Regions from separate parts of the Homo sapiens genome. Here region 1 is linked to region 2. A link is a loop called in an ENCODE intact Hi-C map of the cell type or tissue named here. Cell type or tissue: ovary. All regions are shown on one strand. Each heading gives the region's core, and the rest is flanking DNA. Links, peaks and the distances in the headings are about the cores only. Region 1 has its middle 23 kb from the start of FEM1B. Region 2 has its middle 54 kb from the start of ANP32A.

What was found. A loop is a pair of places that touch in the nucleus more often than their neighbours do. Peaks named below come from ENCODE experiments on the same cell type or tissue, not always from the same donor. Only the 100,000 strongest peaks of a DNase experiment are listed, where the experiment ranks them.
Region 1: a loop joins it to region 2, with 4 times the contacts of the local background. A loop is called at or near these places in 8 of 110 quality-filtered maps.

Annotation. Positions count from the first base shown.
Region 1 is chr15:68,249,592-68,258,976 of GRCh38, reverse strand. It overlaps a transcript of CLN6 not described here and the pseudogene HMGN2P40. Among named protein-coding and RNA genes, the nearest start is that of FEM1B, 23 kb to the left of the region's middle. RefSeq lists an enhancer at 1,459-2,106. In ovary, for the core only: a CTCF peak has its summit at 5,843; a DNase peak (open chromatin) is centred at 1,716; H3K4me3 peaks cover 1,196 bases; H3K27ac peaks cover 1,520 bases.
Region 2 is chr15:68,870,330-68,879,714 of GRCh38, reverse strand. No RefSeq gene overlaps it. Among named protein-coding and RNA genes, the nearest start is that of ANP32A, 54 kb to the right of the region's middle. RefSeq lists an enhancer at 3,976-4,583. In ovary, for the core only: a CTCF peak has its summit at 3,690 (motif pointing right); DNase peaks (open chromatin) are centred at 3,704 and 4,154; H3K4me3 peaks cover 433 bases.

The sequences.
Region 1 (9,385 bases), core at 890-8,889, 620 kb after region 2:
GGTAGTATGACTTTAAAGCAGAGGTATGAAGAGCTCTTGCACACTGGGGCTTCCCCTGTTGTTGCTCTTTGGAGACAGCAAAGTGAGGCACACTCAGGGCTGCCTAGTGGAGCCTGAGAGACCGCACAGAGCAGAGAGTTGGGCTTTACTAGAGTTGGCCAGATGGGTATTGTGAATGGAGACGGGGCAAGGGAGTTCAGGGTGTATCCACAGGAATGACCAAAATAGTTGACAATGAAATTTAAGCCGGGAAAGAAGGGAAGCCAGGATATATATGATATATATATATATCATATATATCTATATCTCATATATATCATATATATCTCATATATCATATATGAGATAGATCTCATATATATCATATATATCATATATGAGATAGATCTCATATATATGATATACATATATGTATATAATATATGTGAGATATATGTATATACATATCATATATATCTCATATATATCATATATCATATATAGATCCCATATATATCATATATAGATCTCATATATATCATATATATCATCATCATATATCTATATATCATATATATCATATATATCATATGTATCATATATATCTCATATATCATATATACATCTCATATATATATCATATATATACATCTCATATATATCATATATATACATCTCATATATATATCATATATACACATCTCATATATATCATATATACATCTCATATATATATAATATATATACATCTCATATATATCATATATACATCTCATATATATCATATATATACATCTCATATATATCATATATATACATCTCATATATATCATATATACGTCTCATATATATCATATATACACATCTCATATATATATCATATATACACATCTCATATATATCATATATACATCTCATATATATATCATATATACACATCTCATATATATCATATATACATCTCATATATATCATATATAGATCTCATATATATATCATATATCTCATATATCTATCATATATATATCTCATATATCTATCATATATATATCTCATATATCATATATATCTCATATATCTATCATATATCTCATATATCTATCATATATATCTCATATCTATCATATATATCTCATATATATATCATATCTCATATATATCTCATATATATCTCATATATATCTCCTCATATATATATCTCATATATATCATATATATATCTCATATATATCATATATATATATGAGATGAAGGCCAGAGAAAAGGTGGTAAGATCTATTAATTGTAGGTCCTATTGGAATCAAAAGATTGCTGGACTTGTGGTGCTGGACAACCCAAAAGTAGTGGTCAGAGCCTGGAATGCTTGAAATTTAGATTATGGAAGCAGGACTGGCTACATAATTTGTGGACCCGGTGCAAAATGAGGATGCCTTATTCAAAAGGCAAGTAAAAGCTTTTACCTTGCTTCTAGCCTTCTCTCTCTGGACTTTTTGTGCTTTTTATATGCTACTTATGAAAATTTCTAAATAAAGAAAAAATACAATTTTAAATTATTAGCACGAATTTTACCATTTATGTTCATATTGTGCAATGTGGAATCACCGAGTTACACAATTCGTATGTTACGGCTTGTCCCCAGAGGGTGCTCTGACTAGCCAGAAGAGACAAACAGCGCAACAAAGACTCAGGAAGCTTGCAAGCAGGAAAACAAGATCCTCCCTCCCTCACGCCGCCCCTCCCCCAAGCTCGGAGCCAGAGGCGGGCGCGCTCCCTCGGGCACGCGGGTACTCTGGGGCTGGCGCAAGCCCTCAGCGACGCCGGGCGCGTGCGTTCCGCTGCCTCCAGCCCCTGGGCACCGCTGCCGTGCGCTCGCTGGCGGGGAGAGGCCTGCAGAAGTCAGGCCAGGTGTCTCTCTTTCCCTTGGGCCCGCGGCCCAACCGCATGGCACCAGGCAGCCCCCAGCGGTATTGCGACCTCTGCGTCAGTCGCGCTCAGTCCCTAGATACAGGTGTGCCGGAGAAGCCCAGGGAAGGGATGCGTGACCATCACTACACCCTGCCCCACGACGCGGTGGGACGCGCACCCTGACCCTCCCCAGAGCCGCGCCCAGGACCTTGCCTGGGCGGAAAATGGCAGCCGTTGCCGGGAAGGAGCGGCGAGCGAGAGGCAGGCCCCGGCCAGAGACACTGGGAGCCATCCCTAGGAGGGAGGGAGGCGAGGCGGGCTTGAGCCGAGCCTTCAAGCCACTGGCGCAGGCGCCATTGTCCTGTGAGACTTCGCTGAGAAAACTCAAATTCAAAGGTAAAAAGTAAGTTTCAAGGCAATGAGAGCAGCGCATTAAACCAAGGGCGAAGCCCTTCTGAACGTGGGGCCCTGTGCGACTGCACTGCCCACACCCCTGAAGCCAGCCACGTGTGTGGGGATCCCAAAGAGAGTATTGTAATAACAAATACTGTGATACAGGAGTGCTATAACACAAGTATTGTATTGGTAATAACGGCTAGAGCAGTGCTGCCCAACAGAAATACAGTGCGAGCCACATATGTAATTTTACATTTTCTAGTAACCACATTTAAAAAAGGGAAAAATGGCCGGGCATGGTGGCTCACACCTGTAATCCTAGCACTTTGGGAGGCAGAGGCAGGCGGATCACTTGAGGTCAGGAGTTCTCAACCAGCCTGGCCAACATAGTGAAACCCCGCCTCTACTAAAAATACAAAAAAATTAGCTGGGCATGGTGGCGCGTGGCTGTAATCTTAGCTATTTGGGAGGCTGAGGCAAGAGAATCGCTTGAACCTGGGAGGCAGAGGTTGCAGTGAGCCGAGATGGCGCCACTGCACTCCAGCTTGGGAGACAGAGCAAGACTCCGTCTCAAAAAAATAATAATAATAAAATAAAAAGAGGGGAAAGGCTGGGGGCGGTGACTCATGCCTGTAATTCTAGCACTTTGGGAGGTCGAAGAAGGAGGATCACTTCGGGCGAGGAGTTGGACAACAGACAGGGCAACATAGTGGGACCCTGTCTGTACAAAAATTAATTAGCCAGGCATGGTGGCCCGCACCTGTAGTCCCAGCTACTGGGGAGGCTGAGGCAGGAGGATCTTTTAAAACTGATAAGTTGAGGTTTCAGTGAGTGGTGACTGCAACACTGCATTCCAGCCTTGGTGACAGAGGGAGACCCTGACTCCAAACAAGAAAGAAAAAGTAAAAAGAAACAGGTGAAATGAATTGAAGTATTTCATTTAACCAAACATATACAAAATATTGTTTCTTTTATTTTCCCAAGCCAAACTGTATCCAGCTTTATTAAAGATACTCTCCATAAACAATCATGGCATTTCAGGCAGGGCATGGGCAAACAATAGTTAACATATGCAGTGACTTTCAAACTCCCTTCTTCAAAGGACTACCAAAAATCAGAAAGCCACTATAAAACCCAAATGAAGTCCTCATCTGATGCTCTGAACAGGGAAAGTTTAGAGTGAGGTTGATAGTTCATGTTTAGCATGTTGTTTAACAATGTTTCATGAGCTGACCCTGACTTTCAGGAAGTGAAATGAAAATGGCAGAATTTATCTGAAGATCCACAATCTAGAAACAGAACCACTGCTTTTTTGAGGGGTTCCATCTCAGTGGCATCACTGGAAAGGCTAGATTGCCTGACACACCAGTAACCAATTATTGGGGGGGGTCAGGTCCAACAGGTGTCTGGGTTTAAGGGAGTTAAATCTATGCTGAAAGGTGGAAAGGGAGAAGAGGACATAGAAAGGAATTTGTTTTTCCGTCCCACGAGGCTTTTGTGCCAAGGGACCTTGTGTGTCAAAGTCAGGGAATCCCCCTTCCTGGGAGCCAAGGGCAAGTCTCCCAAAACTAGAAGGGAAAAGGGTTTTCCCCACATCAACCTAGCTTCGGAGACATTCTGTTAGTGACATATGCCCCTTTCCCAAAAAACACAGTGAAGTGTTCTGTGTGCTAACAACATAGCTTAAAAAAAAGGTAAAACAAAATTCTGCATTTTTGTAAAACTTGATAAAAAATAGCATTTCAAACTGTACAGTCACCAGAAGTACACAGTTATCAAAAATGCACACACTTCACTTGGCATCTGCAGCACCTTCAGCTTTCTGTGTCTGGTCTGTTTGGGCATCTCCATTTTCTGCAGGGTTATTCCCCTCCTTGCCAGCTTCAGCTTTTCCCTTTTCCCTTTTGGTACCTTCTCTCCCTTCTTTGCAGGGGCCTTTTTAGGTTTGGGCTCTGGCTTTGGAGGAGCAGGTTTAGCAGAAAACCTCGTGGATCTTCTCTGTGGTTTGTCCTTCATCTTGGTTTTATCTCCTTTAGCATCACCTTCAGCCTTTCTCCTGGGCACGGTGGTGGCGGCAACGGCGGCGGGACATAGGCGCTGGGAGCGTGGCTTTGATCTGTCCTGGGGTCGTTCTCACCTCTTTTTCACACTGCTCAAAATATTATCATTTCAACATGTAATCAACATTAAAATTTATTAAGAGACATTTGACCTTTTTTCATACTAAGTCTTCAAACTCCAGTGTGTATTTCATACTTACAGCACATCTTATTTCAAGTGCTCCCTTGCCACGTGTGTCTAGTGCTATGGTAGCAGACAGGGCAAGTCTAGAGAGTGAAGCTGCAAGTGGGTGGCTCACCACCATCCAACTTAAGAACGAGAACATTACCTGCTCATGCATCCACCTGTATGCTCCCTATGCCCCTTTCGTATCGTGCTCTCTCTCCTCACCAGAGATAATACTGGCTTGAATTTCATGTCGACCATTTTCTTGATTTTTAAAAAAATATGTAGTTTTGGCCGGGCGCGGTGGCTCACGCCTGTAATCCCAGCACTTTGGGAGGCCGAGACGGGCGGATCACGAGGTCAGGAGATCGAGACCATCCTGGCTAACACGGTGAAACCCCATCTCTACTAAAAATACAAAAAAAATTAGCCGGGCGCGGTGGTGGGCGCCTGTAGTCCCAGCTGCTCGGGAGGCTGAGGCAGGAGATTGGCGTGAACCCGGGAGGCGGAGCTTGCAGTGAGCCACTGCAAGCGGAGTTTGCGCCACTGCACTCCAGCCTGGGCGACAGAGCGAGACTCTGTCTCAAAAAAAAAAAAAAATGTAGTTTTATCATAGGCATAGGTATTACCAAAGAAGATATTGTTTAGTTTACTTGAGATTTATAGAAGTTAGACTTTATGCTGTTTGTGTGTCGCCACTGGTGGCATAATATCGGCGGCTAAAAAAGAAGTATCTGCCGACATTTGTGTCACTGTCACATCAATCACATCATGTGAACAAGCTATTTGGCACCAGACTTTCTGTGAGTGATTTTGATGACTATTGCATTGCTATTTTAACATTGATTGTTACTAAATTTTAAGTATTACTTTATATATTGCAATAGTGTCATCAGACATTATTAAACAGTGGTTCTAATGCTAGTGGTGAAAAACACAGCTCCAAAATGTTAGACATAAAAGTGCAAGTTAGATGTGTCAATTGCCATGAGGGACTGTCCTCCCGCTCCATGTTATTAATTTAGGAATGAATGCCTTGGGAAATATTGGAACATTCTGAGAAATAAAACTCAGCATTCAAACAGAAACACTTCTAAGTTTGCAAAAATAGTTACATAACCAGGCAGAAAGAAAGGAAAAATAAAAACAAAAAACCCGGTCACGTGGCTGCAAGATCCATGCCACAGTGATGTACGCCTGAGATGCTGTGGTTGTGCATTTAAACACTCTGAGCACATCAAGCCCTATTTTATATGTATCCGCATGGGGAAATTAGAATGCTGCTAGAAAGCTATTAGGTACATGTCCATTTACACCAGCCTTTCCCATTCAGGATTTATTTCACTAAGGTGCTAGCCTGCCATGTAGTGGCGAAAGAGGGAAACTACAGCTCTCTTAAAAACTATAGTATTTGATACATCAAAAGAACAAATGCAACATGAAATGAAGACTTAGAAACTCGCCATTCAACTTAAGAACTAGAACACTGCCTATTCATGCATCCACCTGTATTCCCCTTTCCTGTCTTGCTCTACCTCCTCACCAGAGGTAATACTAGCTTGAGTTTCAGATTGACTATATTCTTGATTTTTAAAAATATGTAGTTTTATCATAGGCATAGATATAACTAAACAAGATATTGTTTAGTTTACTTGTTTGAGCTTTATGCAAGTTTGACTTTATTTAGTTTTCCACAGTTTGCCTTTTTCATACATTATATTTGACCAGGTTGATGTGTGTAGCTATAGTACATGCACTCTGTGAATATATCACTATTTTTCCATTTTCCTATCAGTAGACATTTGGTAGACCCCAATTTTTGGTAAATAGTACTGCACTGAATATTGTTATGCTTGTGCAAGAACTTCCCTGCAATATATCCAGTTCAATTTTACAAAATATTGCCAAAGTGTTTTTCAAGATTGTACCAATTTACACAATATTGGTGGTATAAAAGAGGTTCCACTGATACATATCTTCACCAGTACTTGCTACTAAATTTGTTAATTTTTGCCAATAGAGTTGGAATAAAATGCTTATTGTGGCATTTATTTATATTTACCTGATTGTCAATGAGGTTGAGCATCTTTTCATGTTTGTTGGTAATTTATGCTTCCTTTTTTGGTAAAGTGCCTATTCATGTATTTTGCTCATCTTCCTACTGGTTTGTCTTTTTCTTATTTTAAGATTCACACAAGACCGGGTGTGGTGGCTCACGCCTGTAATCCCAGCACTTTGGGAGGGCAAGATGGGTGGATAACCTGAGGTTGGGAGTTCAAAACGAGCCAGACCAACATGGAGAAACACTATCTCTACTAAAAATACAAAATTAGCTGGGCGTGGTGGTGCCTGCCTGTACATCCCAGCTACTCGGGAGGCTGAGGCAGGAGAATCGCTTGAACCCGGAAGGCGGAGGTTGCGGTGAGCCGAGATCACGCCACTGCACTCTAGCCTGGGCGACAGACCAAGACTCCGTCTCAAAAAAAAAAAAAAAAAAAAAAAAGATTCACACATACACACACACACATACACACGCACATGCTAGATCTTTTTGTCAGTTCTACATGTCACAAATACCTTCTTCCAGTTTTGCATTTTTGCAGTTAACAACCTTGCTGGACTCTCTTATTAATTCTAATAATTTGTCTGAACATTCTTTTGAGGTTTTCTATATATGCAATTATATTACCTACAAATAATGACAGTACTGTTTTCTGTCTTACCCTTCACCTTATTGACTAGAAGGGGTGATAGCAGACATCTTTGCCTTATTCTGTTTGTTTGTTTGTTTGTTTTGAGACAGTGTCTCACTGTGTCACCCAGGCTGGAGTGCAGTGGGGCGATCTTGGTTCACTGCAACCTCCAACCCCCAGGCTCAAGCGATTCTTCTGCCTCAGCCTCCCAAGTAGCTGGGATTACAGGTGTGCACCACCATATCCAGCTAATTTTTGTATTTTCTGTAGAGAAGGGGTTTTGCCATGTTGCTCAGCCTGGTCTCGACCTCCTGAGCTCAATCCATCCACCCGCCTCTGCCTCCCAAAGTGCTGGGATTACAGGTGTGAGCCACTGCGCCTGACCTTGTCTTAGTCTGCTCTTAATGGAACAATGTTTACAGTGATCTACCATTAAGAATGATGAAGATTATAGGCTTTTTAAAAATAACCTTTAACAATAGGAAGTTTCATTTTATTTCGGCTTTACTAAGAGCTTTTGTCATAAATGGATGTTAACTTTTACTGAATGCCTTTACTATATCTATTGAGATAATTATATAACTTTTCTCCTTTAATCCATTTAATGTGATGGACTAAAGTTATGGATTTGATGTTAGAGTATAAGAATGATTTACATTCTTATACTCTTTGGATAAATCCAGCTTAGCCATCATAAATTGTCTTTATTACATAATGTTGGATTCAGTTTCTTAATATTTTGTTTATAGTATTTACATCCATGTTCATCAGAGATTCTGGTCTGTTATTTCCTTTCTCATACAGTCCTTGATTAGTTTTATATTAAGTTTATACTAACCTCATACAGAGTTAAGAAGTATGCTTCTTTTGATATTCTTTGTAAGAGTTAGTATAAAATTAGAATACAAATACAGTCCCCAACTTATGATTTTTTTACTTTATGGTGATTTGAAAGTAGTTCACATTCAATAGAAACTGTACTTCAAAGCCTGAATTTTAATCTTTTCCTATCTGTAGGCTAACGTGAGTGTTTTGGGCATGTTTAAGTTAGGCTAGGATAAGCTATGATGTTTGGTATCATTTGCTCCATGAAAATCTGCTACGAATTGCGTGAAAACTATCTAGGCTTGATTTTTTTTTTTTTTTTTTTTTTGAGACAGAGTCTCGCTCTGTCGCCCAGGCTGGAGTGCAGTGGTGCGATCTTGGCTCTCTGCAACCTTCGCCTCCCGGATTCAAGCGATTCTCTTGCCTCAGCCTTCCGAGTAGCTGGGACTACAGGCATGCGCCACTAAGCCCAGCTAATTTTTGTATTTTTAGTAGAGACGGGGTTTCACCATGTTGGTTAACCAGAATGGTCTTGATCTCTTGACCTCTTGATCCGCCTGCCTTAGCCTCCCAAAGTGCTGGGATTATAGGCATGAGCCACCGTGACCAGCTGGCTTGATTTTTTTTTTTAAGCCACTGATTCAATTTATCCCATAGCTATTGGACTACTTGGGCTTTCTTTTCTTCAGTAGGAATTTAATTTTTTTATTTTTCATTGATATATAATAGATGTACATATTTTCAGGGTACATGTGATAATTTGGTACATTTGTATAATCAAATCAGGGCCATTGGGATAGCTGTCACCTTAAATATTTATCTTTTCTTTATGCTAGGAACGTTTGAATTATTCTCTTCTAGTTATTTTGAAATGTCCAATAGTGGCCGGCGCAGTGACTCACGCCTCTAATCCCAGCACTTTGGGAGGCCAAGGTGGGTGGATCACGAGGTCAGGAGTTCGAGATCGGCCTGACCAACATGGTGAAACCCCGTCTCTACTAAAAATACAAAAATTAGCCAGGCCTGATGGTTCGCACCTGTAATCCCAGCTACTCGGGAGGCTGAGACAGGAGAATCGCTTGAACCCGGGAGGCAGAGGTTGCAGGAGCCGAGATCACGCCATTGCACTCCAGCCTGGGCAACAGAGTGAGGCTCCGTCACATACACAAAAAAATAATAAGAAATGTCCAATAGATTAATGTTAACTACAGTCACCTTATCGAATATCAGGTCTTCTTTCTTCTACCTAACTGTGTATTTGTACCCATTAATCAACCTCTCCATCCCCTCACCCACCCTTACTGTCAATCTACTCTCTATCTTCATGAGATTCACTTTTTAGCTCCCATATGTGAGTGAGA
Region 2 (9,385 bases), core at 433-8,432:
AGATAATTCCTAAAAGTAGGATTGCTGGGTCAAAAGGAAAATGTAGATCTTCATCCCATAAACAACGTATTACTTGCCAATCAGCTATCTTGTTTTAATCTTTATGTCTTTAACTTTTAGCAATACAAAGCACTTTTAGACCTCCCTTCCCCACCCCAAATATCTTCAAATGTCCTTAGAGTCCTTGTCACAATGAGCCTACTATGAGATAGAGTCAAATCAAAACACCATTTATTCCCCTGCCTGCTGAGAGCCCCCACCTTCACAAATGGGCCAGAGTAGCTTTCAAGCTCTTGGTATTTTCCTTTTATTAGCATATAGTTACTTGATCAATGACAACCAGTCATTAGTGGGAGGCTTGCAGTACAACTCTCAGCTGTTTGTCGTGCTGGGTTCTTCTCTGAGGCTCCCCAGCTTCCCTTTCATTCTGGTTTGGGAACTGACCAAGATCATGGAATCAGCAGTGGAACTGTTACCCTAGACTGGTGCCTCAAGACAGGGCTCCATTTACTAAACCCAGGCTGGATGTTATTATTGTTGCTGATGCACAAATCAAGTATAAATTTTATCAACTGCCCATATTATCAACTGGAAATAGTTCAGTGACTGAGATGCACCATGCCATGGAATACAAGTTTAAAATACTGAGGTATATCTAAATGAACTGACATGTAAAGTTCCCCAAATACCTTGGAGTGAAAAAAAAGCTATAGAAAATGTTCCGAATTTACCATTTATATAAAACACACAGCAACCCAAAAACTATATGTTTATGTATTTACATATTTGTATTTATGTATAAATACATCGATAACATTCTGGGAGAATCCACACCAAAGTGGCGATAACAGTTACATCTCAGGAGACATGCGGGATTACGGGGGAGTTGGGGTGGTGAGGGAGGCTTTTTTTTCCCCCCTTTATGCTTGAGTTTTTTGCCAAAGTGTTTTCGGGTATGGTTCATGTCACATTAAGAAACAATAATACTTTTTAAACTCAGAAATTGAAAACCAAATATCATATGTTTTCACTTATATGTGGGAGCTAAGCTGTGAGGATGCAATGGTATAAGAATGATATATGGACTTTGGGGATGCAGGAGGAAGGTTGGGAGGGGGGTGAGGGACAAAAGACTACATATTGGGTACAGTGTACACTGCTCGGGTGATGGGTGCACTAAAACCTCAGAATTCACCATGAAAGAACCTATCCACATAACCAAAAAACACCTATACTCCAAAAACTATTGAAATAAAAAATTGTCAAAAGAAACAATAATATTTTTTAATCCAGAAGTTTGTGGAAAGGTGATGGTAAGAATGTACCTCCCATTTCTCCCTTTGCCCTCAGCAGGCTTCTGTCCACTGCGCTGCAAATATTTGAAGCAATGGCCTCATCTCTAGATCTTGCTGACAACATTGACACCTAATTACACAATATAATGTAATATCATGGCTTTTGTTCTGCTTGTGGTGTGTTTTGTCTCCTTTCCAAGGTAGAAAGTTCTCTTCCTTCTGTATCCCACACAGCATTTATCAATGTGCTCAGTAAAGCCTTATTAAATAAATAAAGCCTCATGCAACTCTCCTTAAAGCAGAAGGGCCTTCTCCCCTCCAATACTCCTATGCCAAATCTAGTGAAATCCAATTGTTTCTTCAAAATTTTGTTCAAATGTTATTTCCTCTGGGAATCTTCCTCAGACTCGTTTCTTCAATTACAATTTGAAAAATGTTTTACCTCTCTTCTCATAACACTTTAAACACACATTCTTATACCTATAATATAATATTTATTTTATTATAATTACTGCATTTCAATTTGTCGCTTGTCAGCCTTCGCCTCTAGCCTACATTCCTGGAGGACAGGGAGCCAGGCATGTCACCCATCCCTCATGATAATGCAGTTCTTCACACCCACCTAAGCCTTGCAACAGCAGGTACTCAATAGGTATGTCAAATTCAGTTGAAATTAAAAGGATAAGAGAGGTTGTTATATGGAAATTTTTCTACACATGAATCTTCTTTTATGTAATCCCACATGGAGCGATCAATGGTAATTCAGCCACTGAGACAACGTCCCACACAATACTTACTCTTCCTCTTTAAAACAAACCTCTCCTCCCAAAGGGGTTATGATCCTGTTCTTTAAGCTCAGCCATACTCCCTTTCTCTGCTAGACTCTCCACTTATCTATGCCCATCATTCTCCAGGGGGACTTCCTAACAGTGAATTTGCTGGATCAGAGAGAAGAATCTCCATTCTCATCAAGCACTATGTATTATACGCCTTTGCCAATTGGCCTGACGAGACATGGCTCCTTTTTGTTTAAAGTTGCATTTCTTTGATGTTCAGCGCTCCATCTTGTCTTCCTCCTCGACCTTCACGCACACATCTTTTGCTGCCCTCAGGAGCAACACTTTCCTCCTTTTAATGTTTTCACATTACCCTGATGGAATTAACAGGCAATCATCGTCAGTCATCCAGGGATCCGATTGTCCACTTGGGCAGGAGGCCAGAGCCATATAAAAGAAGGCCTACCTCCAACTTCGTGGGCCACTTGCCTGACAAGAGCAAGGAGACTTGAGGCAACTAGCTGTGTCAGTGCATCAGCCTGGCCTAGTTAACTCCAGCTCACTCTTCAGACCTCACTTCAAAAGGCAAGTCCTCAAGCGTTTGCTGACTTCCAGATGCACTCAGATTGTCCTATTCTGAGCTCTAATGATTATTTTTTCATTGTATGTTTATTTCACTAATATTTGTAATTTACATGAGGACAGGGCACTGGTCTTTCTGTTGCTCATCATCTCCTATCACAGTGCTTAACACCTAGTAGGAGCTCAATAAATATTTGCAAAATGAATCAAACCCATCAATTTGTAACTCTAAATGAAATCCCCAGGGCCGGGCATGGTGGCTCACAGCTGTAACCCCAGCACTTTGGGAAGCCAGGGTGGGTGGATCACCTGAGGTCAGGAGTCTGAGACCAGCCTGGCCAACATGGTGAAACCCCGTCTCTACTAAAAATACAAAATTAGCCAGGCATGGTAGCGCATCCCTGTAATCCCAGTTACTTGGAAGGCTGAGGCAGGAGAATCGCTTGAACCTGGGAGGCGGAGGTTGCAGTGAGCCGAGATGGTGCTATTGCACTCTAACCTGGGCAACAAGTGCCAAACTCCATTTCAAATAAATAAATAAATAAATGAAATCCCCCTAGCAGTGGTTATCCCTGTCTGCACATTAAATCACCTGTGAAATTTCTTTTAAAAAAATAATACTAATGTCTATCCCAGCAGTAGACTTTTTTTTTTTTTTTTAAGACGGGGTTTCACTATTATTGCCCAGGCTGGAATGCAACCGCAAGGTCTCGGCTCACTGCAACCTACGCCTCCCGGGTTCAAGCGATTCTCCTGCCTCAGCCTCTAGAGTAGCTGGGATAACACGCGTGCACCACTAAGCCCGGCTAATTTTTGTATTTTGGGTAGAGACGGGGTTTCACCATGTTGGCCAGGCTGGTTTCGAACCCCTGACCTCAGGTGATCCGCCCGCTTCTGCCTCCCAAAGTGCTGAGATTACAGGCGTGAGCTATCAGTAGAGCTTTTAAATCAGAATTTCCAGGTAATTCCTCACGTGCCACCACGGTTAAGAAACTGATGATCTGTGCCAACCTCCTTGACAAGGAAGGCCATTGGCCGCCAGGGGGCGCGCAAACAACACCAATAGTTCCAGAAAGCTACTTGCAGCTACACATGGACTTCTTTGATGAGTTCGTCCTTTCAGTGACAATTTTAGATCTGGATCCGTTTACACACACACACACACACACACACACACACGATCCTGCTTCGTAACATAAAAAAAGTGAAAATGAACATCAGAGGCATGGTGACTTTTGTAGGTTCTGCCCCGCAAGGGCGAGGCAGCATGAGTTTGGATTGGTTTGTTTGTCTTTTTGTTACAGAGTCTCGCTCTGTCCCCCAGGCTGGAGTGTAGTGGCGCGATCTCGGCTCACTGCAACATCCCCCTCCCGGGTTCAAGCGACTCTCCTGCCTCAGCCTCCCGAGTAGCCAATACTACAGGCGCACAACACCACGCCCGGCTAATTTTTGTATTAGCAGAGACGAGGTTTCACCGTGTTGGCCGGGCTGGTCTGGACTCCTGACCTCAAGCTCAGTCCGCCCGCCTCCGCCTCCCACAGTGCTGGGATTACTAGGCAGCATGAGTTTTTAATCCTTGACTGCAGAGCATTGAATGGGCTCCGCGGGCTACATTGTTTAGTTTTAACATGCGAAGGGCGAGACATTCTTGGCTAGGAGGGAATGCAGTGGATGGGCACTAGCCTTGGATCTCTTAAGGCAACCCCAAGTCAATGTCCAAAGTTTTAGGTGCTTTATCTTAAAATTTAACGTGAGCCACTACTCACTTTGTCACCATTAAGTGACAGCTCTACTCCCAAAGCTTTGTGCCCCAAACACCAGCGATCACTTTGCTGGCAGAAGTTTGGTGCCAGAATACCCGACTCTGTGCCTGAATAGTCAACTCTTCTAACTTCAGGGCCTTCTGTGCACCAGGCCCGGTGCTAGGAATTTGAGTACATCCACACATTAACTCGCTAGCTTTTAACTACCACCCTGCAAAATAGCTAGTAATGCCCCATTTTACAGATGAGGAAACCTGAGCTCAGAGAAGTTAAGTAATTTGCCCCAGGGCACACATATCTTCCGACTCTAAGGCGGTGGTTATAGCCAAGTCAGACAAACCTGGGATCCCAACTGCACCACTGACAAACCGTATAAACTTGGACAAGCCGTGTCATCTTCCTGAGGCTCCATTTCTTCATCTGTAGGAGGCAGTGTTATGAAAATCAAATAACATACATGCACGCAGCTGTTCAGATCCCTGAACACAGAAGGCACTTCATAAATAGGTATGTCTACCTGTGTTTCTGTCTATCCTTTCTTCTTTCCTTATTCTTTCCAACCAGAATGAGATGGGTTATCAGTTGCTGGCTCTGAAAGGGAGCATGGTCCACCATTCTATCTTCTGAATACTTCCAGCTCTGGCACTCACTGCTGTGTGGGGGGGCCCCACTTCTTTACCTTCCCCTAGATATAAAGGTGAGTATTAGGAAGAATTCCAAGATGGTTAAGTGTTCTGGATACTGAAACACTTACCAAGAGAGGAAATTTCTTCTCAGGAAATTCGTAGTTCATCTAGTGTCTGGCTGGACACGTGATTGCCCAAAAGCAGGAGGTGGGGTCTTCACATTGTCCTTCTCGAATATACCCCACAAGAATTTCACACATTATAGCAGTTGCCCTCTAAAATTTTTCGTTCTAAATTGTTTGTTGTCTGTCATGGGAGTTGACATTTTTAAAGAAAACTTTCATAATGTTCTTTTAAATATACACAATGGGGCCGGGCATGGTGGCTCATGCCTGTAATCCCAGCACTTTGGGAGGCCAAGGTGGGCGGATCACCTGAGCTCAGGAGTTCGAGACCAGCCTGGCCAACATGGCAAAACCCCGCCTCTACTAAAAATACAAAAATTAACTAGGCATAGTGGCATATGCCTGTAGTCCCAGCTACTTGGGAGGCTGAGGCAGGAAAATCACTTGAAACCAGGAGGCAGAGGTTGCAGTGAACTGAGATTGCACCACTGCACTCCAGCCTGGGGGACAGAGTGAAACTCCATGTAAAAATAAATTTAAAAAATAAAAATGAACAAATAGATACAATGGAAAATAATTGCTATGTAATTTGATTTCCATTATCTATTTAAAACATACATGAGCTAGCTTATCCTTAACAGTCAAAAATGTTACATCTTTTTTCCTCCTTCAATTCAAAATTTTACATAAAAATATATCTTTATGTTTCAAAGTTTTTTAAATTGATTACCATATTATCCTTATGTATAACTAAAATATGGGAAATTTATTTTAATTTTAAAATTTCATATGATTCTAAACATTAAAAAAAATCCAGATTGAGTTATCATTGCAAGTATCATCTGTATAAAATTAAACAAAACATCAAGTTATAAATTTTTTATTAGGTATAAAATGTTGAATTACATTAACTATATCACGTTTAAATTGTATTAAATTATACACATATTCCTTAATGAAATAGGCTTTTGTTTTTCAGTTAGTTCATATATGTACGGAAAATATCACTGATTATTAAAATGAGACAGGGTTCAGAATAAATCCCATTCCAATTTTTATTTCTGTATATATTAATACTTAGAAAATGTGTTTACCAACTGGGCATGGTGGCTCATGCCTGTAATCCCAGCATTTTGGGAGGCCGAGGCGGGCAGAGCACCTGAGGTCAGGAGTTCGAAACCAGCCTGGCCAACATGGTGAAACCCCGTCTCTACTGAAAATACAAAATTAGCCAGGCATGGTAGTGCATGCCTGTAATCCCAGCTACTTGGGAGGCTGAGGCAGGAGAATCACTTGAACCCAGGAGGCGGAGGTGGCAGTGAGCTGAGATCGCACCATTGCACTCTCACCTAGGCAACAGGAGTGAAACTCCATCTCAAAAATAAATAACTAAATAAATAAGTATATATGTATATATGTTTATCAAAAATATATATGTTTATATATATATATCAGTGAGTAGAAATGGAAGGAATTTTGTTATGCAATGTCATTCAACTTTTTAAAATTTTCTTCTGAGATATATCTCAAAAATCCCATGATGATCTAATGCCATGCTGTGCCCTTAACACCTAGATGTCTAGACGATGAAAAGCCATGCCTTCAGTTTATGGTGCCTTGATTCCCATTAATGAACACGTCAGTGTACCTTTCTTTGGTGCTCCAGAGGCAGAGACATAGTAAGAAGTTAAATGGGTAAGTGAGACGCCTTTCTTTTATAAAGTAAGATAAGCAGAATTATAAAGGGAAATTAAAGGGAAAGCTTCATGACACCTGGGTTACAGGCATGTCATCAGGCCGAGTAGGGGCTTCCTGTTTACTGAGATGGCAAGCTGCATTAATAATGTGGTCTTCTAATGTGTAAAGCAAATGTGAACAGAAAACTACAAAGATAAACAGACAAATCCTAGCAACAATGGAAGATTTTAATATACTCATCTCACTAATGGGACAAACAAAAAAAACCAATAAGGGATAGAGATTCGAACACATCAGTAACTCACTTGATGTAATGCACGCTTACAGACCTGCGACAACAATCTGCAAAGCACACATCCTTCACATCACATACAGAATATTTACAAAAATTGACTATATACACGGCCAAGTATGTGAGGTAATGCATATATGCTAATTAGCTGGATTTAACCATTCCAAATGTATACATTGTCAAAATATGTTGTATATTATAAATACAATTTTTCTCAATTTTTTAAAAAATGGGCCAAAGACCTTGACAGACACCTCACCAAAGAAGATATACAGATGACAAGTAAACATATGAAAAGATGCCCACATCATATGTCATCAAGGAAATGCAAATTAGAACAACAACAAGATACCATTGGCCAGGCACAGTGGCTCATGCCTGTAATCCTAGCACTATGGGAGGCCGAGATGGGCGGATCACCTGAGGCCAGGAGTTTGAGACCAGCCTGGCAAATGTGGTGAAACTCCCTTTCTCCACCACAAAAAAAGAAAAAAAAGTTAGCTGGGCATGGTGGCACGCACCCGTACTCCCAGCTACTCGAGAGGCTAAGGCATGAGAATCACATGAACCGGGGAGGCGAAGGTTGCAGTGAGCCGAGATGGCACCACTGCACTCCAGCCTGGTACAGCCACTTTGGAAGACAGTGTAGCAGTTTCTTACAGAACTAAACATACTCCTATCATAGGATCCAGCAGCTATGCTCCTTGGTATTTACCCAAAGGTGTTAAAAACTTATGTCTACACAAAAACCTGCACACCAATGTTTATAGCAGCTTCATTCATAACTGCCAAAACTTGGAAGCAATCAAGATGTTCTCAGTAGATGAATGAATAAACTATGGTACATCCAGACAATGAAATACTATTCAGCACTGAAAAGAAATGCACTATTAAGCCATGGAGGAATCTTCAAGGCATATAACTAAGTGAAAGGAGCTGGTCTGAAAGGGGTACATACTGCATGATTCCAGCTATATGACATTCTGGAAAAAGCAAAATTGTAGAGACAGTAAAAAGATCAGGGGTTGCCAGAGCCTGAGGTAGGGTGATGAATAGACAGAGCACAGAGAATTTTTAGGGGACTGAAACTACTCTGTATGATACTATAATGGTGAGTAACTATCATTATACATACGTCCAAACACATAGAAAGTACAACATCAGGGGTGAACTCTAATGTAAACTACAGACTTTGGATAATTATGATGTGCCAGTGTAAGTTCATCAGTTGTAACAAATGTACCACTCTGGTGGAAAACGTTGATAATAGTGGAGGCTCTGTATGTGTCAGGGCAGAGGGTAATATGAAAGGTTTCTGTACCTTCCTCTCAATATTACTGTGAACCTAAAACTGCTCTAAAAAAGTGAAGTCATTTTTTAAAAGGACATCATAGTAGTCCTCCAAAACTTATTTTTAATCCTTATTATGTTAATAAAATTTATCCATATTGTTGATGTCACTGTTATACATTCATTTTCTCCACCTTTTGGTGTCTGCATAATTATTGAAAATCCTAAGAGCTTTTATTTATGAAGATTACCTCTAACAATAACATAGATATTAAAAATTTAATCTGAGGATTGTTAAAAATATTTATTTGCTTTAAAATAACAAGGACCCCATTTTAACATAGAAACATTCATTTTATTAGAAATGACTGTATTTCTCAAGACACAAAAAAATTTTAGTGAGAAAACTAAATCATTACTTTACAAATCTTCTTAGTGTCTGGCCAGATAGAAGACAGCCAGATTCTTATATCTGCTTTGGCATTTAATTTGCTGTGAAAGGCTGTTTGGCAGAAATATATGAAGATAATCCAAGCTCACACGGACGTGGAATTGGAGAGGGGAGGAATATTTCAGTAGCCTTTATAGATCATTGTGGCCGCTTTGTAAGGTTAGTTGCAGGGTAGAATCTGAAACCATATCAATAAAGTTTCAGTACGCAGTCATGTTAAAACCCACTGGTCTGTCTTGCAGTTTGAATGGATTTTTGCCCCTGCTCAATTTTGCAGTAAACAGATTGACACTAGTGCTCTCACCCCAACATGTGACAACCATGTGTTATTCATGGGAACCCCAGGAAGCTGAGGGGCCAAAGGGGGCTCCACAACTCTGAGTGGCCAACGTGATGGTGCCCTTGAGATTTTCCTCTCTTTCAGCTCATGGCAAAGCACTGAAGTTTGCAGGCAGTAAGTTACATGGATTTACAGACTAAATCATCT